Linked DNA regions of Homo sapiens: regions 1, 3, 4, 5 and 6 are each linked to region 2. Evidence: chromatin loops called from intact Hi-C (ENCODE). Cell type or tissue: heart left ventricle. All regions are shown on one strand.

Region 1 (4,000 bases), 210 kb after region 2:
GGCTGGCAGGGAACTGAAGTCTACTACTCAGGGATAAGCAGGCACTGTGCCTTGTCCTTGTAATAAGGAGGGTTGTTTGGCTAGGACACCTTATCAGTAGGAGCGAAGTGTGTAGGATGATGCAGTTAGGACATCAGAGGCCCTCCCAGTTTAGATGTCAAAGTAGCACATCATTGTTATTTTAAGCCTTACACTACAACAGACATCATATAAAGACACTTACCAATTTGGACCAGGAGGCACAGCTCCCATAACTTCTATCGTCCATCACTTTTTACCCCTGCTCGTAAGTCAAACAATAAAGGAAAGTCCTCTCAAAGTCTTAGACAGAATTAGGAGTGCTAAGAGCATTGTTGAGGCCATTCCTAGCCTTCCTTCTTGTTCAGAAACTACAGATCGAAAGTCAAGGGGCCCTCCTTGGCAGCCTGCAGCTGGTGGCTGCCCTGTCTCCAGCAAAGGTTTTTCTGACTGTTCAGGCACACAACTGTGACTCCCCACGAGCAGACCCACTTACGTTTACCAAGACAAGATAACAGAGTCAATTAGCCTTGTCAGTCACTGTGACTATAACTTAGAAGAATAGAAGCCCACTGATCACACTTAATGAAAATACAAGGTGACAAGAAAGTCATCTGCAGCTGTTTATGGACAAGAATTTGGGGAAAATGTATTAAGAACAGTTATAATTAGAGATACACACAAAAACAGATATGCTATATGCTATATTATAATAAAATTGACATTATAATATTTACTATATTTACATACTGAATACATTTAAAACAATAAAATTAAGTGAAAACATTTTTGTTGTGCTTTTCTGTTCAGTGATACTGTCTGGTTTTTTTATTAAAGTTTTAAATGTTAAATGATGACATTTCAAATACACAGCCAAGTACCAAAATTATTAATAGACACTCATGTACCAACCTACCATATTAACAGACATTAACATTTTGCTTTACTTGCCTTAGAATCAATTTTCTCTGTTTTAAAAAGCAGAAAGCATTAAGCACAGATAAAGCACCCCCATCTCATCCTCTACCTTTCTCTCCAGAGGTAACCATCACCCTGAAGTTAGTATGCTTCTTTTCATGTATGTACATTTAAACTTATGTTAATATTATATAGACATGTCCATAAATTATATATACTGTTATTTTGTGTGCTTTAAATATTTATACAAATACTAGAAACCATATGGTACATTTCCTTTTGTAACTTGCTTTTCTTGCCAACATGTTTTGACATTTATCTGTGTTAATATATTTAGATCAAGTTTGTTCATTTTAACTTTCTGTAGTATTTTATTACATGAATAAATGAGTTTATTTACTCATTTGCTTACCGAGAACAGTGGTGTTTGTTTTTTCTTTGTTTTTGAAGCAACAAGAAATATAATAGAAACAATCTATACTGCAAGGAAGATTTTGTCCAAGTCTCCATGGGCACATATGTAATAGCCACTGTAGGCATTAGCCCTATATTTGATAGATGGAAAAACATTTATTTTTGATGGCTCAGCTTAGATAAATATGATATATTCACCGTTGTTGTTGTTGTTGTTTTAACAAATCTTCTTTTCATGATTCTTCTAATAACATTAAAAAGTTAATTTTTCTTTCTTATGGAAGCATGAAATATAAGTTCCCTGATAAACACTATTACCCAAAATTCTTCAAACGAATTTGTGTCATATGTTTTAATATATAAATATTTACACCACTGACATTTAAAATAAAATGTGGGTAGATACAGGGCATTTAACATTAATATACTTCACACATTTACCTGTGTAACAAACCTGTACGTCCTGCACTTGTATCCCAGAACTTAAGATTAAATTAAATTAAAACATTAATATACCCAATGATTGCTGATGGCTAGCTTACTTCCAGAATAACTGCAGGTTCTCTATTCCTCCACCTGGGCCTTGCACAGTTGTTTCCACGAGTTCCTTGGGTGCCTGAGATGCTCCAGTGAGCTGCTGCACAGTCCTCTCATGATGTCTGTGTCTGGCCTCCTCCTCAGTGTCTGCTTTCCCTAAGCCTGTGAGGATTCATCTCATCCTTGTCTCAGAGCACCCTGGCCTCTGCAGCTGTAGATGCCCTGGTCTAGAGTCCTGCTTCCTGGATCTACTGTCCTCTCAACTGACGCTGGACAGGAGCCAGCCCCTGAGCCCTCACTGTGACTAAGCTGTGCTGAGTTCCAGGAAGAAGTGGAGGAAACATTTCTCTTCCCAATTCAGTGTCACTTGGGCCTGAATGTGGCACTAGTTATGCCTAAACCCCATGAAATATAACAAAGCCTCTTAAAACCAGGCTGCTGGGCTTACGGGTCTAGCCCCTCTCTCCATGGGGCTAGGTTGGGGAGCAGCCAGTGGTGACCATTGTCCTTATTCTCTTCACTGTCCTTTCTCTACCAATCTACTCCACAGGCATCCCTGCATACAACTCCCTCCTGGCAGCCCCATTCTCTACACAAATACTCATGCAAATACACTTCCGAGAGCCAGCCCCACATAACCTGATAGGTCAGTTCTAGATTTCTCTTTGGGTACAGCCAAGATCCCTGCCCACAGATACAACACACAACACACACACAGTCGACTTACCCCACACCACACCAAACATACTATCAGTATCTTCAGTCTTCAACAGCTCTCTCTCTCCTGGCTCCTTCCCACGGCTCCTTCCTGTGTTTCCACGTGTTCAAGTCTCTTTCATCCTGAACTAAACAAACAACTTAGACCTTCCATAGACCTGCCTCCTCTCTACTTCCCCAACTCTCTTTCATTCTTCAAGGACATATATTTTTCTTTTAACCTAATTTGAAAATTTTACTGATGTTAACTGTAGACACATCAGTATTATTTAATGTTTACAGTGAACATATATTCTATTTATAACTAAAAAAAAATCATAGACTCCATGATGGGTTGAATTATGTCTCTCAAAAAAGAAAAGTTCAGGTCCTAACCCCCAGGACTGCACAGTGTGATCCCATCTGGAGATAGGATAATCAGATTAAAAAGAGGTCATCGTGATGGGCTCTAATCCAATAGGACTGTTGTCTTTATAAAAAGGGGAAATGTGGACACAGACGTACGCACAGGGAGAACACCGTGTGAAGATGAAGGCAGAGATTGGGATGATGCTTCCATAAGCCAAGCTACACCCCAAATCATCAGCAAACCACTAGAAGTGAGGGGGGAAGCTTAGAACAAATTTCTCTCTCAAAAATCTGAGATCAAGTCTGACTTGACCTCACACTTCTAGCCTCAAAACTGTGAGACAGCAAGTTTCTGTTATATAAGCCATTCAGTATTTGGTACTTCATTTTGGCAGCCCAGGACACTGATATTGTCTCTGAATCTCCATTCCCAAATTTCAGTGGTGTCCTCCACCCATCTCTCTCCACTGCCTCATCTCCCATGCATGCATCCACTCATCGATACCAGACCTCTGTGGTCATCATTCTGCTGTCATTTTCTCATCTAAGCCACCAATGACCTTGTTGCTAATACTGATGGAACATTCTTCAGCTCTTTCCCAACCCCTCTGCAACATTTTACCTTGTTTCTCTGTCCCTTCTTTCTCTTGTCTTCCATGGCACTGCACTGCCGAATCTTTCTCCTGCTTCTTTGGTTTGCCTTAGTGCCCTTTGGATTTCCCTCCAATTGCCACTTCCTTAAGTGGAAACGTTCCTCGGGGTTCTAGCTCAAGTCCTCTTATCTTGACAGGTTAGCCTATTCTTGAGGATTCTTATCCATTCCTGTTGGCTTTAAGCATCATCTGTCATCAGAATCTCTCATTTAGATTTTTCTCCCGGATTTCAGGCTCCTTCGTGATCAGAGCTCATTTGTTTGATGGAAAAAGAAACCCACTCAAACTAGTATGCGTGAAAGGGGGTTTCTTGGGTGGAATCAGGGTTACTTGACTGCTGTAAATAGCGAGAATTACACACCTCACAAAGGAGGGACAGAAGACTGGAGAACAAA
Region 2 (4,000 bases):
TTCTCCCTCCTTATCATGCCTGTCTGCAGTATACCTTTATAGTGTTGATGTTGAGGAGTTTGGGTAGTACTGAGGAATATATTTTATTATTAGTTTCTTGGCATATTCAGTTTTGTTTCCAAAGATATGATCAATCTCTAATATTTAATAAAGCTAAATCTAGGTGGCAGCAAGTTGAGGTTTAAAAGATTTAGGTTTACCTCTTGCGACTATTGCTAAAAGGAAGACTGTAAAAGATTATGAGAAATACTGGTTTCATCCTTGTTTAGGAATTTGGACTAAATAAAAATGGCTAGAGGGAGTTCCTTTAAGTGAAATGTCTTTCTTCTAGAGAAAAGGTGTAAAATAGTGTTAAATTGATTTGTCGATTTGGGCTGTGTGAAGCAGGGAGGCAGGACTAGATAAGTAAATAGGCAGTCCTGTTTTCTGTACTCTTAAATATACAGACTCTACTTCATCGCTCTCTAAATGTTCCAGATGGAGCCTTTTTTCAATAAAAGCCCCAGGACCTCAGGAATGGTATACCAGTAGTGGGCCTGTCAGTCTTGCTGGGTAGAATTTCACCATTGTGCTTCCTTTTACCACTAGTAGAGTTGGCCTGATGTCCTTCAGACATTAATTAAAGATAGCTGGAGTCCCAGCAGGGCACACAAGGTAAGGCTGGGCCACACGGAGACCCTTCCCTGTCTGCTCCCCATTCTCCTGTAGCTAAAAATAGCCCTGAAAGGGTGGTGCCAGGAATACAGAGAAAAGCTCTAAGAAGTTGGGGCTGTTTGCAAATTCATCCTTATTTTTGAAACCTCTGGGCTAGAAATTGAGGCTGTTCATTCTTTTTGTTTTCACTCCATCTTTAGTTGAACCCATTTCTCCTCTCCCCTGCATTTACCCCCAGCTGTTCTCTAAAAAGACCTCATGTCTCTAAAAAGAGAACAGGTCTGGGGCTTACCCTTTGCCCCAGTTTGTGTTTTCTTAGTGAAAATAAGGTGACCGTTGGTGCTTTCGAAATACACGACTCAGTTCCTTGGTTAAAATATAAATGTGACTGCCCAAGGACAGTCTTGGGCACGAAACTGGGTGTGGGCACCGCTCATACCACACCGTCAGGGGTTTCTCAGACTTCTTTTTTGAGCCACATAGCCTTCAGAGTCATGCCGACCACAGTGGGACCGAAGGGAGGCAGAGGACCTGCACTCCCACCCTCCTCCCAGTAACTCAGGGAGCCTATGAGGTTTCCTTGTTCAGCAATGTTGTCCTGTCTGGCCATCTTAGGACTTCTAAGCATAATGCCAGAACCCAAACAAGTGAGAAGTTCTGTGATTCACTTACAAACACTTCCCTTGAACTATTTAATATGTTCCTTCTCTTTGGGCTGAATAAAAAACTATTATTGTATTACCCCATGTATTTTTAAATCAAAGTTTAAATATCAAGTTAGATTTAATTTGCCATATATTTTTGAAGCTCTGTATCATTAACTAAAGGATTATAAAGTGGCAGAGTAATGCTGAGCTCTGTTTGACAAGATTATATCCGGAAGGCAGACGTGTATCATGTCTCATATTTATACAACACAGACTAGAATCTGGCCGCTCTGCCGGTGTCTGCAGGAGGGCTGGGTAGGCCTCTGGTCTTAAGTGAGTTATTTGACTAGCTACAGAGACAGGTCAGCCAGCCTCGGCAGTTCCTTGTGCCAGGATTCTGAGAGCCTGGTGGATGGGCCAGTCTGCCCCAGGAGTTGCACCAAGGGGTGGGACTGAGCTGGGTCTGCTGAGGAAGCTGTGCCAGTGAAGGGGCAGCATGCCAAGCCAAGAAGCCGTGGGTGCAGAGCCTCATCGCAGTGGGAGCTGGCCTGTCGGGACCAGCATGGGCTCTGGAGGGCCAGTGTGTGGGCATGGAGGAGTTTTGGACAAGCTATTTTAACCTGCGTAACGCTCACTTATCTTTGGCCAAGTGGGGGCACTTCCTCACGAGGTCAGCATGAGAATTAAATGTTATAGTTCATAGTAGCTAGTCACTAAATGTTTATTTTTGAAAAATAGATGGGTGAATTTAAAAGGAGATGACAACCAGGCATGGTGGCACATGGCTTTAATACCAGCTACTTGAGAGGCTGAGGGAGGAGAATCACTTGAGCCCAAGAGTTCAAATCCAGCCAGAGCAACACAGTGAGACCTTGTCTCTTTAAAAAAAAAAAAAAAATTAAGGGCGCTCTCCTTTGAAGGACAATTCCAGTAATCTTATCATCCCTCCTGGCAACCTATTGCCACCAGAATTGTAGGCAAAAGTACAAAAGCTCAAGGAGTCTTCAGTCTAGCAATTAAATATCTGCTTTAATCAGTTCGCCCTGTATTGCACACCGGAAGTAATGGCAACTGGGATAAATGTAGATGTTGTTTGGAGTCAATCGTTTGTTGTTGTTCACATTGAAGAGTGTATGTAAACTGTCTCCTCCTGGCTCCCCTCTAACCCAAATCACGTGTTCTGGTGCAGATCACTTAATGTTTCTGAGCTTCAGTTTCCTCATCTGTAAAAGTGAGGTTCATTATTTCCTAGGTACTATTTTGTTAGTTGACTTTTTTAAAAAAATAAGAGTAGTCTTAAGTATCCAGGAAACTTTTAGACATTGTTTCAGGCTGATTTTAATAGTGTTCTCTGTCTACTTATGTGACTGTTTTACGGGAGCATGAAAAGCCCTTATCAGTTGATGTGAAAGAACATTTATGCACGTTTAGTTCAGATCAGCAATCACGCATTGCAGGCTTACCTCACTAGGAACTTCGAATGTAAAAGTGATTAATACCTGGCCTGCTGCTGCCTGGTGAGGGTTCCCGGGTGTTCTGAAGCTGTGGTATGGTAGACAGCTGGAGCGACTTCTCTCTGACCCAAATTAATAGGACTACCAAAGAGATAAATTATGACAGTTTTTTAAAGATGGAGTCTTGCTCTGTCACCTAGGCTGCAGTGCAGTGATGCGATCTCGGCTCACTGCAACCTCTGCCTCGCGAGTTCAAATGATTCTCCTGCCTCAGCCGCCCGAGTAACTGGGATTACAGGCATGTGCCACCATGCTTGGCTAACTTTTTTATTTTTTTTAGTAGAGACGGGGTTTCACTATATTGGCCAGGCTGGTCTTGAACTCCTGACCTCAAGCAATCTACCCACCTTGGCCTTCCAAAGTGCTGGGATTACAGGTGTGAGCCACCGTGCCCAGCCTCTGATATTGATCTTATAGCTTGATTAAACTTTAATTTGAATGAGTTTTAGTTCACTTGTCATTTCTGTACCTTTTCTTATGACTTATCTGTCACTGTGATTTGACTTTCCTCTTCTGCTAAATAAATTGTTATTTAGCAGGTAAGGGGACAGTGAAGGAAGGGGAGATAAAATCATTAGATTTATTCATAGGACCCTCTAAAAGATAAACTAGATTTTATTCAACAAATACGTATGTACCCATCATCGTCCAGGCACTATTCAAGATGCTAGTGTTGCATCAGTGGCCAAAACAAAGATCCCCACCCTTGTGGAGCTTGCAGTCTAGCAGGGTGGAGACACTCAATGAAAAACAAACACAGGAGGTAAGTTTTGATGTATGTTGGAGTTTGGTATGTGCTAGGAGAAAACAGTAGAGCAGGGAAAGAGGGCATGGGAGGCAGGATGAAGTACTAGTAAGAGTGCTCAAAGTAGGTCTCATTGAGAAAGTGAGATTTAAGCAGAGACCTGAATCACTCTGGAGTCAGGAGAGTCGTCCAAGCAGGTATCTCGGGGGAGAGCTTTTCAGGCAGAGGGTTTAGCTAAAGTAAGGCCCTGGGGTGGACATGTGCCAGGCAGGTTGAGGAACAGCAAGGCCAGGTGGTTGAAGTTAAGAGGATCCTAGGAGATGAGGTCATGGAAAGTCAGATTTGCAAGGCTTTGCAGGTCACTGTTAGGACTTGGAATGAAAGCCCGAGTCAGATGGAAGCAATTACAGGATTTTGAGCCAAGGTATGACATCCAACTG
Region 3 (4,000 bases), 190 kb after region 2:
AGTGGAGAGTAGAATGACGGTTACCAGGGGCTGGCGGGGAGGAAGAAATGTGGAGACATTGATCAAAGGGTATAAAGTTTCAGTTTTGCAAGATGAGTAAGTTCTGGACATCTAACATACGTCAATGTGACTATGGGTAAATTGTGTGAGGTGAAGATACGTTAGTTAGCTTGACTGTGGCTGTCATTTTACAATACATGTGTAAATCAAAACACCAAGTTGTATACCTTAAATGTGTACAAGTTTTAATTATACCTCAATAAATTCTGGCTATCATTCCACAATACATACATATATCAAAACACCAAATTGTACACCTTAAATGTGTTCAATTTTTTTATTGTACCTCAAAAAAGCTAAAAAAAGTCATGAATAAAAAGACTAGAAATTGCCTGGAAACAAAAATGCTTTCAATCTATCAGGGATTCTTAACTTGGGGTCTGTGGCTAGATCTCAGGTTCCAGGAAACTGGATGAGAAAAAAATTTATGTCTCTATTTTTACTAAGCTATAATGAAAATTTAGCCTGTCCCTCTGTCATGAATGTAGGTGTGATAGTTGGCTTCCCATGTGGCTCCAGGGACCCCCCTCCTGATGTTCACACACCCGTGCAGTCCCTCCCTTGGAGCCCCACATTGGTCCTGTGACATACGGCACAGGAGGAGTGATGGCTGTTACTTCCGAGATTAGGTTATGAAAGGGTGCAGCTTCTGACTGGGACTCTTGTTCTTTTTCTCCATCACTCACTCTAAGGGAAGCCAGCTGCCATGTCTTGACATGTGACAAGGAACTAAGGCATCCAGCCAAGAGCCAGTGAGAATGTGAGACCAGCCAACAGCCACATGAGTGAGCTTGGAAGTTGGAAGTCAATCTTCCCGCCTTCAGATGGCTGGAGTCCTGGCCAACAACTTGACTTCAACCTCATGGGAGACTCAGAGGAAAAACGCCCAGCTAAGCCCCTCCTAGATTCCCAACCCTTAGAAACTGAGTGTGATATTTGTTATTTTTGAGTTGCTAAGTTGTGTTATGCAGCAATAAATAACACCATAGGCAGCAAACACTGTAGTATTAGCAGTACCTGTGATTCTATCACTTTATCACTAAAATATTTTGTTTATTGATTTTAATATGACTGGTGTCCTTTATGTCCTTTATAATTCTATGTATGTATTTAAATTTTTGCATTTAAAAACATTCTTCTGAGAGGGGATCCATAGGCTTTACCAGACAGCCAAAGGGCACAAAAAAAGGTTAAGAACCCTGAATTTGCAAGTCATAGTTTCTTCCTGGTGATGTGCAGGGGGACAAAAAACACCTCCCAAAGGTGTAATTAAATTCTGCACAGACCACAGCGGCAGGATCTTCCAGGGGTTGGGGCCAGCTGTCCGCTGTGGGGACAGGGATGAGCTTGGTGGGCTGGGCAGGGCTGTCCTCCTCCACAGGAGGGAGGAGCAGCTTCTGCATCCAGCCTGGACTCCTCCAGCACCAGCAGTGCCTCCTGCCCACACTTTGCACCAAACATAGCTCTCCCTTCCCTTTTCATCCAGTGTCAGAATTGCTCTTTTAATTGGCTGACAACCCTGAAGCCGGGAGAATGCAGAGGAATGCAGTCAATGTGCTGACAGCCCGTGTGAGAGTCAGCACAGAGCACCCGCTGGGCTGAGCAGCAGGAGGTGGGCTCCTTCCCAGGGTAGTCCAGAGAAGGAGCTGAATGTGAAACTCCTGTTTGGCATTTCCTGGCCCAGGACAATGGAGATCATCACACCTCCCCTTGATCCTCAGGAATCTGGATGCTCACTGTCTAGAGGGGACTGGACCCCAGAGGCATCTCCCCAGCCCTTCATGGAAAAGTGACCGGCACCAGTACCTCCATTTCCAAGATAAGAGTTTGTGTCCCTGGTCCTAGAGGTTCCAGGCGGAGCTAGGAAAAAGTTAGAGAATGTTGGCCACCTCCAGTGTCAGTCTCAGCTTACAGATGTGGACACTGAGAGCAAGAAAAGTGAAGTGTCTTCTCAGGGTCACAAAATTCATTTGGCAAGAGTCAAATCAAAACCCTGGTGTCCTGACACACTGTGCCTGTCTTATTGACTGTTATATTTCTAAGCCCTGGCAGAGGGCCCAGCACATAGAATGTTGTTGAAGGCATGAGTAAGCACACCCAATCTGAGTGTTCTTTCTGTCCCATCAAACCTTTCTACACTTTCACACAAGGACATGGAAAAAACAGTGGGCCTGGGTGAATCTCTTCATTTTAATTTTCCTCTTTGTCAAAACGAATGGTAAGTTGTCTCCCCATCTCTACTTCCTCCTTTTTCCACTTCAAAATCTAAAAAATCACCCATATTTTGGCAAGCTGTTAGATTACAAGAGTGAATTTTGTTGTAAATTTGGTAATCCTAGGATCATTACTAGTTTAGCTGTAAAATGAAGAGGTACTCTAAGACTATTATAACAAGACAGGAAAGATAGTGCTGGGGACTCTCTGTGACCCATGATGAGACGGGAAGGATGAAGGAGGGACCCCCCACCTCCTCTGAGGCCAGAGCTGAGTCACAGGTATCTGAAGAATTTGTATCTCCCCTGCCTAGAGCAGCGCCATTCATGCATTACATATAGTAGGTGCTCAATAAAGATTAGTTGACTGCTGATTGACTGACAGAGTAGTGAAAGCACCCTGCGAGCTGACCCTAATGGTGGTCACCACAGCCTCCCATGTCTTCTCCCTGCAGATGAGATAGGCCACCAAGACGTGAAGTCCTAAGGGATCCAAGCCAGAGCCAGATCTCCAATGTGCCCTTCCAGGCTCTAGTAATGAGGATATGAGAAGCCCAGGGTGGCAGAATCCAGGTAGACCTCTGTATTGCACATGTGTGCATATACATGCCTTGCCAATGTGTACCTCTGTAATCAGCTAATAGGAACTGGTAGACATCTATAGAGGACAGCCAGCCAGAACAAAGCCGTGGCATCATGATCCCAAAGCTGAAGGAGTTTATCTTCACCATCTCCATTACTGGTCGTAAGTCTTAAGGAGCCACATGGCCACATTGTGGCTTTCAAAAGCAGTCCCTGGCCTTCAGTTTTTCAATGAAGTATACCTCATAACACACAGACACACACACACACACAAAACATATATATATAACACTTATGTATGAAAAGTATACTCTTTTATCTAGAAATATTCCCAGAAAAATCAAGGAAGAAAAACATCAAACATAAAAAAGTATATTCTATTTTAGTGTGTTTCCTTTTTTCCAGTCTCCTGAAAATCCTTGGATGCAGGCTAAGTTGATGAGTTCATGAGTTGGATACAGTATGTGTTTTGAATTTTTATAAAATCCTTGGAAGATTATACCGGATAAGGCAGTTTTTTTCTTCCTGTGACATATTTGAAATAGAAGGAAAAACAGGAGGCATATGCCCCTGAATAGTTTAAGGTAATGTGGTTTTAGCCATTCAGAGCAATAAATATTTATTGACATCCTACTATATATAAGACATTGAGCAAGTGCCTTACAGAGTCAGAAATGAACATGATACATCCCCGTAGATAAGGATTTGTGCCTCTGGGTACCTATAATCTACTATATACACAACAAATGAAGTGTATACACAAATGATAGAAAATGCATGCAGAAAGTGCTAGATGCAGTAAAAGACTCCAAATAACATATTCTGGAATGACAAAGAGCAATTTTAGGAGAATGAAGGGATTAAAGGGTGAATGAGAGGTGAGACTGAGGAGACATAAGTACAGGAATTTAGAGTTAAGAAGGTGAGGACAATATTGAAGTGAATGGCAGGGCCAAAGAAAAAATTCTCTCCAAAGGGGAAGTATGGAACCCATTTCTACCATCCAATCATGTGCTCTCTCTCTCTCTTTCTCCCTCTAGGTTGCAGAATCAAATGTACAAAGCTAAAGGTTAGCATGCCAAAGACCATTTTTTTATTCTCAGAGACCTGAGAAAGGAAGGTTAAAGGGTCCTATGACCAAATTA
Region 4 (4,000 bases), 250 kb after region 2:
TTCTCTACATATGGAAAGAGTCTAAATGCAGAACTGAGACCGAGTAAAAATAAGATGTGAAAAGAAATAGAGAAAGAGTTCTGCTGGTATTGCTGCTGTCCCTCCCGCATCCAGCACAGTGATTGGCATGCAGTAAGTTGTCAATAATAGCTACTGAATGAGTAGAACAAAGTCCTAACAACTGGAACACAATCAAATGTGGATAATACTATTTAGAATAAGAACTCGAAATAGCGATGGTCCTTATTAACCTGTGTTCCTTACGTTGTGCACGCTGTGTTTGTCTACATGTATCTGTGCTCCTCGGGTCTAATGTTACCCATCTACCTGATTCTTTCTTTTTTTCCGGTTTTGTTTTTTTTTTTTGGGTTTTTTTTTTTTTTTTTTGAGATGGAGTCTTGCTCTCTCGCCCAGGCTGTAGTGCAGTGGCACGATCTCGGCTCACTGCAGACTGTGCCTCCCAGGTTCAAGCAATTCTCCTGCCTCAGCGTCCCAAGTAGTTGGTATTGTAGGCGTACTAATTTTTGTATTTTTAGTAGAGATGGGTTTTCACCCTCTTGGCCAGGCTGGTCTCGAACTCCTGACCTCAAGTGATCCACCTGTCTCGGCATCCCAAAGTGCTGGGATTACAGATGTGAGCTACCATGTCCAGCCCCATCTACCTGATTTCTAGGGATGACTCCTTGTTCTCTCCTACCCAGTTGGGTATTATTCCTGTAGCTAGAGCACAGTTAATTTTATTTATTATTGTTACAGGCCAAGGTCATTTTCCTAGAAATAACTGCCTTACTCCATTTTTCTATGAATGAGGTATTTATTCATAGATACTGCAACTCTTCCTTGTTTTATATCCCCCAGGCTGTTTAAATTGGCTCTCGTCTTACCTTTGTGCCTCATATTTACACTTAAAAAATTTTTTTTTCAGTGATTTTAGAGTTTTACTCTTAGAAGTGGTTCGTGTACATACCCTAGCTGCGAAAACTGGCAAATACATGAACTACCTACATGAGAATCACTGCAGAACTTTTGAAACTACACAAAGCTAATGCCCTGTAGCCCCTTCCCACAGGATTAGAATACTTGGGTTTGAAGCATGGAATTTGTATTTCTAGAAAGCTCCACAGATGATGTCAACACACACCTAAGAGCCACTGGGATTTACAGAGTATTTGGGATTAGAAGTAACCAGGTAGGCTCACGTTCTCCTGGCCCTCAAACCTCTAACACCGTTCTTGATGTCAAACCCTTAGGAGCGCAGTTTACAAGGATGTAGAAGAGTTCTCTTATCCCTTCCCAAACTTAGCTTTCAAGGAAAGGTGCAGATTCCACCATACATGCTCACCAAGGAAAAATGGCCTCCTTCTCTCCCCCAGGTCTGAGCTGGGGTCCTTAAGAGATGGTGCCCTAGGAAGTCTGTGTATTGCCTAATCAGTGGGGACAATGAGACCTGGGGTGAATCTGATGAACTTTCACCTTTCCTGTTCCCTCTACAGGAGGAGCCATTAGATTAGATTCCTAATGTACCACATTCCACCAAGGAGGGTGAGAAGGCACGTCTGAAGCCTGAAACAGATGTGTATTAGAAACAGCCTTATAGCCAACTTTCCAAGGATATTTCTTAGGAAACTGGAAGAAAAGCCTTCAGCTGGCCAGCTCTGCTCTGACCAGGCTGGGATGGAAGGAGCTTGGAAACTCCAGAACATAAATTGGAAGAGTATTTCACTTAAACGTCATGCTTCATTTTAATTTTGTCTGGCTGAAAAAGGGCCAACTGGGAAATAGTTTTTTATTTCCCTCTGAGTATAGCCAATGAAAGCATGGATTTAGAATAATTGTAAGGGGCAGTGGGCGTGTCTTCAGTTCTGCAAGAACAGTTTGCACAGCGGCAAAAGGGAGTTTTCTGTGTGCTTTCTTCCAATGCGGGTGAGGGCTTGACGTCAGCGGTGGCTCAGAGCATAAAGATCAGGTCCCACACCCTCTCCCAGCACTCACAGAGCCGCCCTGCCACCCCACCCTGGCTGCTTCTTCCCAACATGGCCCCTTTGGGGAGGTGCCAGTGTTCTGCCTGTGAAAGAGAAAGCTGTGCAAAGGAAGGGTGGAGTGCAGCATGTGGGCCGGGATGACAGACACAGGCCATCATGTTGCAGGGCGGACTTGGAGGAGATGGAACAGACTTTGTGGTGGCTGTAACTTTGGCATAAAACCTTTGTTTCCATCTTTGCTCTGAGCTGATTTAGAAAGTTTCTCTTTCTTAAATAGGAATGTATTTTAGATGTGTAAAATCTGCTTACCATATTCTCTTTTCCTAGTTGCTCCCAACCAATTTTGAAAACCTATTTTGTTCGAATTGTGCCCATTTCTAGTCCAGTTTTCGAAAAATCCATGTCTTGAGAAGCAAAGATTATTAGGCCAGAAACATTTTCTTTCAGGTGGAGATTTTCACAGCGAGTAGATTGTGAGTCTGCCAGGATAATGTAATTCTAATTTGGCCATGGGCACCGTGACAAGGAGACCATTCCCACAGAATCGTGTTAGCACTGTGAGCATACCTTGAGCTTCCAGTTCATCACTTTTCTGTTATGGTTCTGCTGCTAATATGAGTTGCTGGTATCTAATCTTGGCAAGTCATTCAACCTGTTAGGCACTCAATTTTTTCATTTGTAAGAGGAAGGTGATCATTTCTATTCCATCATCAAGTTGTTATAAATATAATATTGTGAATGTGGAGGTGCTTTGAAAAAGAAATGCTAGACATGAACTTTAAAATGTTCAGGGATAGAGGAATGGAGATTATGAGAAAAATTCCAAGGGAAGCAATGAATTCAAAAGCACCATCTGCCAGCTACATGCTCACTACAGGGAATTTCAGACTCCCCAGCCCTGCAGAGAAATGGAAGATCCAATTAGACATGTCACAGAGCAGCAATGGAAAGATGTTTGGGTGGACAGTGCTTTTTTATGACTTTTATTTAATGGTGCTCACAGACCAAGGACTATAACCCTCTGTCCCTGCCTCTGGTTCTCCCCAACTTCAATTCACTCTATTCCCTGCTGTTAGACCAGAAACAACTCTGACCATAGAAATCAAGAATGCTAGAACTGGCGGGGAACTGTGAAATCATTTTATAGATAAGCTGGTTGATTTGTGTGTGTTGCCAGCTCTCTCACTCCAGACATCAGTGACCACCCCAGATAATTATTACCCTCTATGATCCATACGTAATTTTATCCCATTTCCTTTTACCACTCCCATGCTCCAGTCAAACTGGAATATAGCCTGTTACTTGGAAATTGTATGCTTTTTCAGGACCAAGAAAGATGGGAGGGGCAACTTAAGTAAAGGGAAGAGCATGGTTAAGAGCACAGAAGAGGATGATATAAATATATTCAAGTGAGGTCAGGGATGTGGACCGGAGGAGCTGAGCACTGAAAGATGCTGTCTTAGTCCATTTCACTGCCATAGCAGAATACCACAGACTCAAACAACAGAAGGTGGCTTAAACAACAGAAATTTATTTTCTCACAGTTCTGGAGGCTGGAAGTCTGAGATCAGGATACCAGCATGGTCGGTGTATTAGTCCATTCTCATTCTGCTAAGAAAGACATACCCGAGACTGGGTAAATTATGAAGGAAAGAGGTTTAATTGACTCACAGCTCCACATGGCTGGGGAAGCCTCACAGTCATGGCAAGGGATGAAGGAAGAGCAAAGGGGCATCTTACATGGTGGCAGGCAAGAGCACTTGTGCAGGGGAACTCCCCTATATAAAACCATCAGATCTTGTGAGATTTATTCCCTATCACAAGAATAGTATGGGAGAAACTGCCCCCGTGATTCAATTATCTCCACCTGGCCCTGCCCTTGACACATGGGGATTTTTACAACTCAGGGTGAGATTTGGGTGGGGATACAGCCAAACCATATCAGTCGGGTTCTGGTGAAGCCCTCTTCTTGGCTTGCAGATAGTTGCCTTCTTGCTGTGTCCTTATATACCGGAGAC
Region 5 (4,000 bases), 130 kb after region 2:
GGGGGATGTTTGGTCCTTGTTGTGGTTTGGGCAATGTTCATATTTTTGTCTGTGTTCACACATGATACACAGTGGTCTTGTTTATATCTTGATCTATCACGGTCAACAGAGTGACCTTGAAGATCCTGATGTTCTGAGAAATTGTTTACATTCAACAGAAGAACACTATGACCCATCTCTAAGTGCCAGGCTAGTTCCTAACAACAACAAGACCTAGCTGTAAGTGTCAGGCCAGTTTCCAGAGGTCAGGCTGCTTTTCTCATTCTTATGTATTAGCATGCTCTGTAATAGAATTTAGGTGCAGACAACAGACACCACTCTAGCTGTCTCATGAGAACATGACTTAATATAGGGAATTAGGTGCTTACAAAATTGTTGGAAGGACTGGAATAACAGCTCTGGGCTTGGAATCCAGGAACAACTCCAAGAACTGCTGCATAGAGCTAGTCCTCCATGGGAGCTGCCAGCTATTCCTTCTCCACCTTTGTGATTGTGGTGACCGCTGCTGAAATTCTTGGCTCCAGGAACACATTAGCTAATTTGCTCTTCAGAGATCAGGAAACTGTTGCTGCAACTATTACTTTTATTTATTTATTTATTATTTTTAGATGGAGTCTTGCTCTGTTGCCCAGGGTGGAGTGCAATGGCACGATCTCAGCTCACTGCAACCTCTGCCTCCCGGGTTCAAGCGATTCTCCTGCCTCAGCCTCCTGAGTAGCTGGGATTACAGGCATGCATCACCACACCTGGCTAATTTTTGTATTTTTAGTAGAGACGGGGTTTCACCATTTTGGCCAGGCTGATCTTGAACTCCTGACCTCGTTCTTTGCCCACCTCAGCCTCCCAAAGTTCTGGGATTACAGGCATGAGCCACTGCACCCAGCCTACTTTTTAAAAAATGTTTTATTTATTATATTTGTATGTGTTATTTTATTTAGAGATGGCATCTTTCTGTGTCACCCAGGCTGGTGTGCAGTGGTGAAATCACAGCTCACTGCAGCCTCAAACTCTTGGGCTCAAGAGATTCTCCCACCTCAGTCTCCCAAGTAGCTAACTAGGACTGCAGGCTAATTTTAACTATTACCTTTAAAGCCGTACAACACCTGCTAGGTCCATAGTAACTCCTCTGAGTCCTGCCTCTTGGCTGTCGCCAGTAGTAACCAAAGCAGCACAACCTCTGCTACCTCTGCCACAGTATAACCCAACATTGCAATGACCACCTTTGCCAACAGCAGCGGCACAAGTTCCAGTAGCCTATTTGCTATATCACTTCCAGTTTCCAGATCTCACTTCTGCAGTCTGATTGCCTTAACCCAAATCATATCCAAAACCCTAGCTGCAAGGGAGTTTGCGAATCATATGGTTTAGGTTCTCCAGCCGCTGCAGTAGGAAGCCATACTATAAGGAGATTGGAACGGATGTTAATTTCCAAGCCAGCCTGTTCACCACCGGCCCTAACCAGAAGTAAAGAGGCCTGGATCTAAGCCTCATCCAGTCACTAATTTGCTATATAAAGTTAAAAAAATTCTCACCTTTCAGAGACTCAGTCTCCATGACCAAGTTACACTGGTTGATAACCAAGTTTCTTTCTGATTCTAGAATTTTATGGCTCTATTATGAATTTTGTTGAAGTTTTCTTAGGTGTATTAATTTTGAAAAGCATTTTCCATACTTTTTAACATAATAATGTTTTTCTCATGAATACCCAGAGTAAGACTAGGAAACCTCCAAGATACCCCCTAATGAGTTTTACCTCCCAGTATTGTCACCCTCTCATGTTGAATATGGCTGACCTGTATAACCAATAGGATATTGTGCAAATGACAGTATGTGGCACCTAATTACAAGGCTAGGTAATTAAAAAATTGCAGCTTCTATCTTTGCTCTCTCTTGGATCACTTACTCTGGGTGAATCCAGCTGTCATGTCATGAGGACACTCAAGCAGCACAATGAAAAGGTCCACGTGGTGGGGACTGAGGCCTCTTGCCAACAGTCAGCATCAACTTGCCAGCTATATGAATGAGTAAGCAAGCTGCCTTGGAAGTGAAGGCCTCAGTGCATGTCAATCCTTCTGGAGACTCCACCCCTGGCTGATATCTTGACTGCAGCCTCACGTGAAGCTTTGAGCCAGAACTACCCATCTGAATCACTCTCGAATTCCTGTCTCACAGAAACCATATGAGATCATAAATACTGAATGCTGCTTTAAGCCATTAAGTTCTGGGGTAAATTGTAATTATGCAGCAACAGAAAATTAATGCATTCCCTGATTAGTATACAAAATAGCATGAGAATTGCTGAATTTTATTTCCTAGTCTCCAGGATCAACTTTTATTTGCTTGTTCTTTTCTGACATGAAGCTGGTAGCCTTTGAGACTGTATCTCTAGACATCAGAAGTCATTAAGAAGTGTGTAAATCTGAATTAAGATTAAGTACTTATTTTCTGAGATTTAAAAAAAATGTGGTAATGGGCAGACAGAAAAATTCCTTATTGTTAACATTCTAAATAGTAACTATTTTCTCAGGAAAAATGCCAGGCATTTGAAACTTATCATAGGACTAATATAACCTTTAATAATAAAGCTAGCTGGGCATGGTGGATCACACCTGTAATCCCAGCACTTTGGTAGGCCGAGGCAGGAGGATTGTTTAAGGCCAGGACTTTGAGACCACTCTGGTTAACGATAGTATGACTGCATTTCTCATAATAATTAATAATAAAATAAATAAATAATAAAAATAAAGCTAACGAAAGCATAATCGTTGAAATGATTCCTTCATAGATATCCCAATCAACTCTGCAAAATGACTCTTTATCTTAATGAAGGAACTATGGTGTGTTCAGAGGTTAAAAAACATACCCATCTGTTAAGGAAAGATAAAAGTTGCTTGCTAATGAATTATTTTGGATTTTAATCTAAAAGGCAAAGAAATCAGTCTAATTTCTTGTAGTTTATGATGGTTTAAAGTTTCATCTAAGAAAGAAAGCTTAACAAAACTTGTTATATATTTCTTGACTAACTTTTTATTTATTTATTTTTTAAATTGAGATGGAGTCTCTCTCTGCCACCCAGGCTGGAGTGCTGTGGTGCAATCTCAGTTTACTGCAGCCTCTGCTTCCTGGGTTCAAGCTATTCTTGTGCCTCAGCCTCCTGGTGTAGCTGGGATTACAGGCACCTGCCACCACCCCTGGCTAATTTTTTTGTATTTTTAGTAGAGACAGGGTTTTACCATGTTGGCCAGACTGGTCTCGAACTCCTGACCTCAAGTAATCTGCCCACCTTGGCCTCCCAAAGTACTGGATTACAGGCGTGAGCTACTGCGTCCCGCCATATTTCTTGACTAACATTAATTTTTATTAATGCTCTTTTCTCGATCCTGCACCCATGTCTGGTAAGGACATAGTTACTTAGAGCAGCAAACTTCCACTTATGAAAAACGAGACTGAGTGAGTTATGGAGAAGATGTTAAATAGAAGTCTGAGTTGTAAGTACCACAGACTGTTTATGAATTGGCTTGAGAAAAAAAAAAAAGAATTTACTGGACAGCCACTTTAGTGTCCTGGAATTCAAGTCACAGCCAAGTTTGGATAGAGCTGAGGCCTCGGGCACCAATGGAGCTGAAGCAGGAAACTCTCAGCTCTCTCCCCTCGCCTCACCTCTGCCGCTCTGGATGCCAGCTTTGTCTTCCGAAGACTGGCTTTCTTTTTGCTGTAGAAAACATGGTTGTTGGCAGTTCCTGAGTTTCATACTTTTCAGCTTTAGTCACTGAAGACTTGTTCTCTGGTTTCAAATGCCAACTTTCAATGAACTCTACCAGTGGCAGGTGGCCATGTTGATCAACATGGCTGCTCCTGCAGTAGTTGGGGAGGGAGAGAGATTTCCCAGAAAAATAAGTGGGTTGGGAAGACAAAACCATACGTACCATATGTTAGGTTTCTAGGGCTGCTGTAACAAACTACCACAAACTGGCTGGCTTAGACATCAGACATTTATTAT
Region 6 (4,000 bases), 180 kb after region 2:
TCTTCATGGCTTACCAGTTTTGATACCTTATTTGAGGAAAAGAAAGTCCGCTATTTTTTCAATATAGTAGAGACATCATTTGCAGTGACAGGAAGAAAATTCAGGCCCTCCTTGTAATTAGAGAGCCGGCACATAGTAATTACATGAGAAAATCCTCTCAGACATAACAATGTAATTGTAACCATCCAGTGTAGGATAATTTTCCTTACCTAAAAAGTGCCAAACACAATTAATGTTGACTAACTTCCAAAAGAATAATGAACTTTCATCTCTCAGATTCAAAATTACTCCAGCCTAGAGAGACGAGTTCTTTATTTCGGGAACTAGTCACCCGCAAATGGACCCTCATGACATAAATGAAACCCAAAACTCTTTTAAGTGCCAGATTTATTTCCGTGAGATCAATTTAAACCAAAAAGATTTCATTCTCTCAGAAAAATTATTCCTGCTTCCTTGCAATGCTGTGGTTTATAATAGAGTTATTATTAGCTTTGACCACAATTATGCCACTCTGACAGCTCCCACCTGCCTGGACCAAGAGTGACTTCTTATCCCTGGAATGCTGGTTACTCTTGTTCTTCATGCTACTGGGCTGGCACTCAGCATTGCACAATGATGCTTAGCCTTTTATGGGCATAGCTATTTCCTCAAGGAGACTGAACTCTTGGAGGACAAGGACCCTGCCTTGGTATGTCTTATTATAGATCCCGGAAGTGCCCAGTACTGGCCCCTTTTATAGAAGATGCTCAGTATTTGTTTGTGATGGTAATGATGATTCATGTTTGACTTGGGTGACAAATTAATTTTATTCATTCTGTTTCCTCAACCCCTAGCACATTGCCTGGCCCAGAGTAAGTACTCAAGAAAAGCCTACTGAATGAATGAACAAATGAATTAATGAATCATTCGAATTTTAAAAACTAGTTAGAAACACACACATACAGAATGGAGAACATTGTGAGCAGATTATTTCTTAGCCTTTGTTTTTAAAAATACAAAAATAATCTCACTTTCTTTTCTTTTCTTTTAGTTGACCACAAGAAGATAGGCTGTGACTTAATTGTTTTAGCCAAGTGCTGTTAAATCTCACGCTCCTTTTTCTTGACTCAGGAATACAGAATATAAATATAGAGTGCCCTCCTATCTCCCCAGTGTCATTGCCTTGCTCTGTGAACAAACCCAGAGGTCCAACGTTTGTGGAAGGCCGTCTTCTACTCACTTCAGAAGACGAATATGACAATGTGACCCATTCCCTGAGATGGTGAGTGCATAGGACATTGGAAAGCTGTCTTTGACCATAACAAGAGGAAGATGTCAAAATGATGTAAAGAAACAGGTTTGAACTTCAGCTAAAAGTTAAATGACCAGCACTGAATTCACATTGAATCCCTCCTTTGCTAAAGTATTACTTACCTGATTAGACATATTATCCACTAAGAGTCCTTCCAGCTCAAAGATTCAATGCAGTATAGTAGGAAATAATAGATTTTAAAATTTGAAGACCTGAGTGTCAAATTCTAGTTTCACCTTTTACAAGTTGTGTGACTTTGAGTAAGTCACATAATCTGTCTGACCCTTCAATTACTCCTGTGTGGACTGGGATGTACCATTCCTGCACGATTTCTCACAGGATAACCCGAGTCTCATTGAGGACATGCATATGAAAATGCCAACCACTAGTCAGATGTTAGACATTAATTGATAGTTAAGGAAACAGGGGCCCTGAGAAGATAAATATCTTCCCAAGAGACTCTAGAGATCCTCTGGCTGAGCACTTCCTGAAGCATTTCCTTGCCAACAGTGTTAGTTCCACAGAACACTCATTTCACAAGTGGCAATAGCCATGACATAACATAATCATTTTAAACAAGTATGGGAAATTCTGTGCTGAACAAAAATAAGCACATTCGTTAACTGCAGGACTTATCAGAGCCATTAACATGGTCATGTCCTTTGTGACTCTCTAAGCATTTCCTCCTCTTAATAGACAAGCTGTCACAAGATTAGGATTCCATGGAGCACAACATGGGAAATGCTGACCTAGTTTATTGCCTAGGTCTGATTTCACAGTCCTCTAATTCAGTGCTACTGCAAGTACCCAAATACCAGGTTGGTAAATATTTGTTCCTCATCTGTGATGAGAAAAAAAGCTTATGAAATTGTAAATCAACAAGTCATCAAAAAGTCTTGCTACCGAGAAAAAAAAAAAAGAAAAAAAGCCTGTCAGTGGAACGTAGTGAACTTATTCTGGTGCAAGCTCCACCAGTGTGCATACCAGCAGTGGTCCCCAGACTATGCTTTGAGTAACATTTCTCTAATTAATTGGATAAAGATGCAGCTTTAGTGAAAAAGCAGAATCTAAAGAAAAGAAACCTTTTTCATACCTTGTGCTTGGCAGCACATGTGAAGTCTGGAAGTTGTCTGATTCAGAAAGCTCCAGGCTCCCAGCAGTCAAAGGGTTGGCCATCAGGCAGATTGGATTGCTGGTTGGCAGCGTCCACCCGAGCCTTCCTAACTTCAGTTGCTAGTGCACTAACTGGACACAACCCTTAGTCATCACACTGGAGAGATGATCATCCCAACAGGATACAAAGCCAAGCCCTGCAAGGCTCCTTTCCAGACAAAAGCTGATCTAACTGAGCTGTACAAAGGGCAGGCAAATTAACTTCCTGTTAGCTCTGTAAAAATACTGGGGAAACTCTCCCTAAACAATAATCCCCAAGTGAGGGTTTCCATGAGAAAAAAGTGATGCAGTCAAATGAGGGAAACTGAAGAGTTTCAAAAAGGGCTAATTTGCAAAGATGTACTGGGTTAAAAGGAATAGTGATTGTTAAGCATGGAGTGCTATTACCACCCTTAGAGGGAAGGTCATTGGACCTGGAAGCTATGAAAGAGAGCTGCCTGCTTGACGGGCGCTTGGCCTTAGATCGTGGAACATGGACTCTGAGACTCACAGCCCTGCAGGGAGGGCAGGCAATGCCCCAACCTCACTTTTCCCTCTCCATGCAGTCTTTGCCCGTGCATCTCATTGGCTCTCTAACCAGAAGCCAGGGGACAAAGGAGCTTGTCGCTATGGTCCGTAAATGCCTATCGGCACAGCAGGGTGGACAGAGGATCTGGAAAGGTAAATGAAAATCATTCATCACAGCTCACCCCGTGTGCTCCTCTGTGGCTCTCGGCTTTGTGAGCAGCACATGAAGGGTGCTGGCCAGTGTGGAGAAGTGGAGAGCAGATCTGGAAGGACAACTGAAATCCATCTAGCACAGTGTCATTCTCTTCTGAGCTCAGAAAACAAATTGAGTTACAGTCGTGAAGGCTTTTGGTTTCTGTTGGCCTCTCTTGTCAAGACTTTTGCCAATCCAGTCATTTTTCTCCCTTTCAATGCTTTCATGGTGCCAGGGTATCAACATGCCTTTGTGCTGATCACAGTTTTTTCAGAATCCAATTCTCAAGACAAAATTAGGGTGGGTATGTTTACACACTAAAAACTCTGCTAATAAACACTAATATTTCAAGTATCCATCTTACTTATTTAATTTTTCTCTCATTTTTAGAGATAGGGTTGATTTGATGTTATTTTCATGTACTCAGACTCCTGATTAAACACATTTTCATGGTATAAATCTATTACTCTCTACCTAGCTACTTCTTAAAGCCTTTTTGCCTTTAGGGTTCTGATGACGTTATTACTGTTACAGACACATGGATATTAAGTGTTTACATTAAGCATCTGTCTGTAGGAGTGAGGCTGTGGATTCAGGCTGTGCAAGCTGTGAAATGCCTGGATGTGAGTGGAGGAAATGGCTAAGTAATTGCACTTTGTGCATACCCATTACAGCACTTAGAGTGGGCATAATGCTTGGTTGGGTGTCTGACCAGAAGCCCAGGAGAGAAGAAACTCCTTGGAAATAAATACTCTGTATTATCTTTCTCTGTATTACTTCCATTCTCTCCAATGATTACCAAATAGATTTATATTGACTAACTAACACAGTGACAG

What was found. A loop is a pair of places that touch in the nucleus more often than their neighbours do. Peaks named below come from ENCODE experiments on the same cell type or tissue, not always from the same donor. Only the 100,000 strongest peaks of a DNase experiment are listed, where the experiment ranks them.
Region 1: it touches region 2 in a loop (2.9-fold over the local background); 34 of 110 quality-filtered maps call a loop at or near these places.
Region 3: it touches region 2 in a loop (4-fold over the local background); 23 of 110 quality-filtered maps call a loop at or near these places.
Region 4: a loop joins it to region 2, with 2.5 times the contacts of the local background. A loop is called at or near these places in 15 of 110 quality-filtered maps.
Region 5: a loop joins it to region 2, with 3.0 times the contacts of the local background. A loop is called at or near these places in 55 of 110 quality-filtered maps.
Region 6: a loop joins it to region 2, with 4 times the contacts of the local background. A loop is called at or near these places in 24 of 110 quality-filtered maps.

The regions. Positions count from the first base shown.
Region 1 is chr5:54,736,113-54,740,112 of GRCh38, forward strand. All of the region lies in intron 1 of LINC02998 (long intergenic non-protein coding RNA 2998), which reads right to left. LOC105378969 (a long non-coding RNA gene) reads left to right here. Exons shown (of 3, transcript XR_948330.3): 3 at 1-1,354. Among named protein-coding and RNA genes, the nearest start is that of LINC02998, 6.1 kb to the right of the region's middle. In heart left ventricle, no CTCF peak of the experiment used is centred here; a DNase peak (open chromatin) is centred at 2,159.
Region 2 is chr5:54,523,195-54,527,194 of GRCh38, forward strand. The region is part of intron 1 of SNX18 (sorting nexin 18); the gene reads left to right. Among named protein-coding and RNA genes, the nearest start is that of SNX18, 7.4 kb to the left of the region's middle. In heart left ventricle, no CTCF peak of the experiment used is centred here; a DNase peak (open chromatin) is centred at 1,757; H3K4me3 peaks cover 1,939 bases; H3K27ac peaks cover 2,580 bases.
Region 3 is chr5:54,717,999-54,721,998 of GRCh38, forward strand. All of the region lies in intron 1 of LINC02998 (long intergenic non-protein coding RNA 2998), which reads right to left. All of the region lies in intron 2 of LOC105378969 (a long non-coding RNA gene), which reads left to right. Among named protein-coding and RNA genes, the nearest start is that of LINC02998, 24 kb to the right of the region's middle. In heart left ventricle, no CTCF peak of the experiment used is centred here; DNase peaks (open chromatin) are centred at 773 and 1,543; H3K27ac peaks cover 2,375 bases.
Region 4 is chr5:54,772,989-54,776,988 of GRCh38, forward strand. No RefSeq gene overlaps it. Among named protein-coding and RNA genes, the nearest start is that of LINC02998, 31 kb to the left of the region's middle. In heart left ventricle, no CTCF peak of the experiment used is centred here; a DNase peak (open chromatin) is centred at 2,033; H3K27ac peaks cover 1,362 bases.
Region 5 is chr5:54,656,178-54,660,177 of GRCh38, forward strand. It overlaps LINC02998 (long intergenic non-protein coding RNA 2998), which reads right to left. Exons shown (of 3, transcript NR_104658.1): 3 at 3,981-4,000. Among named protein-coding and RNA genes, the nearest start is that of LINC02998, 86 kb to the right of the region's middle. In heart left ventricle, no CTCF peak of the experiment used is centred here; a DNase peak (open chromatin) is centred at 2,004; H3K27ac peaks cover 961 bases.
Region 6 is chr5:54,700,783-54,704,782 of GRCh38, forward strand. The region is part of intron 1 of LINC02998 (long intergenic non-protein coding RNA 2998); the gene reads right to left. The region is part of intron 1 of LOC105378969 (a long non-coding RNA gene); the gene reads left to right. Among named protein-coding and RNA genes, the nearest start is that of LINC02998, 41 kb to the right of the region's middle. In heart left ventricle, no CTCF peak of the experiment used is centred here; a DNase peak (open chromatin) is centred at 2,499; H3K27ac peaks cover 402 bases.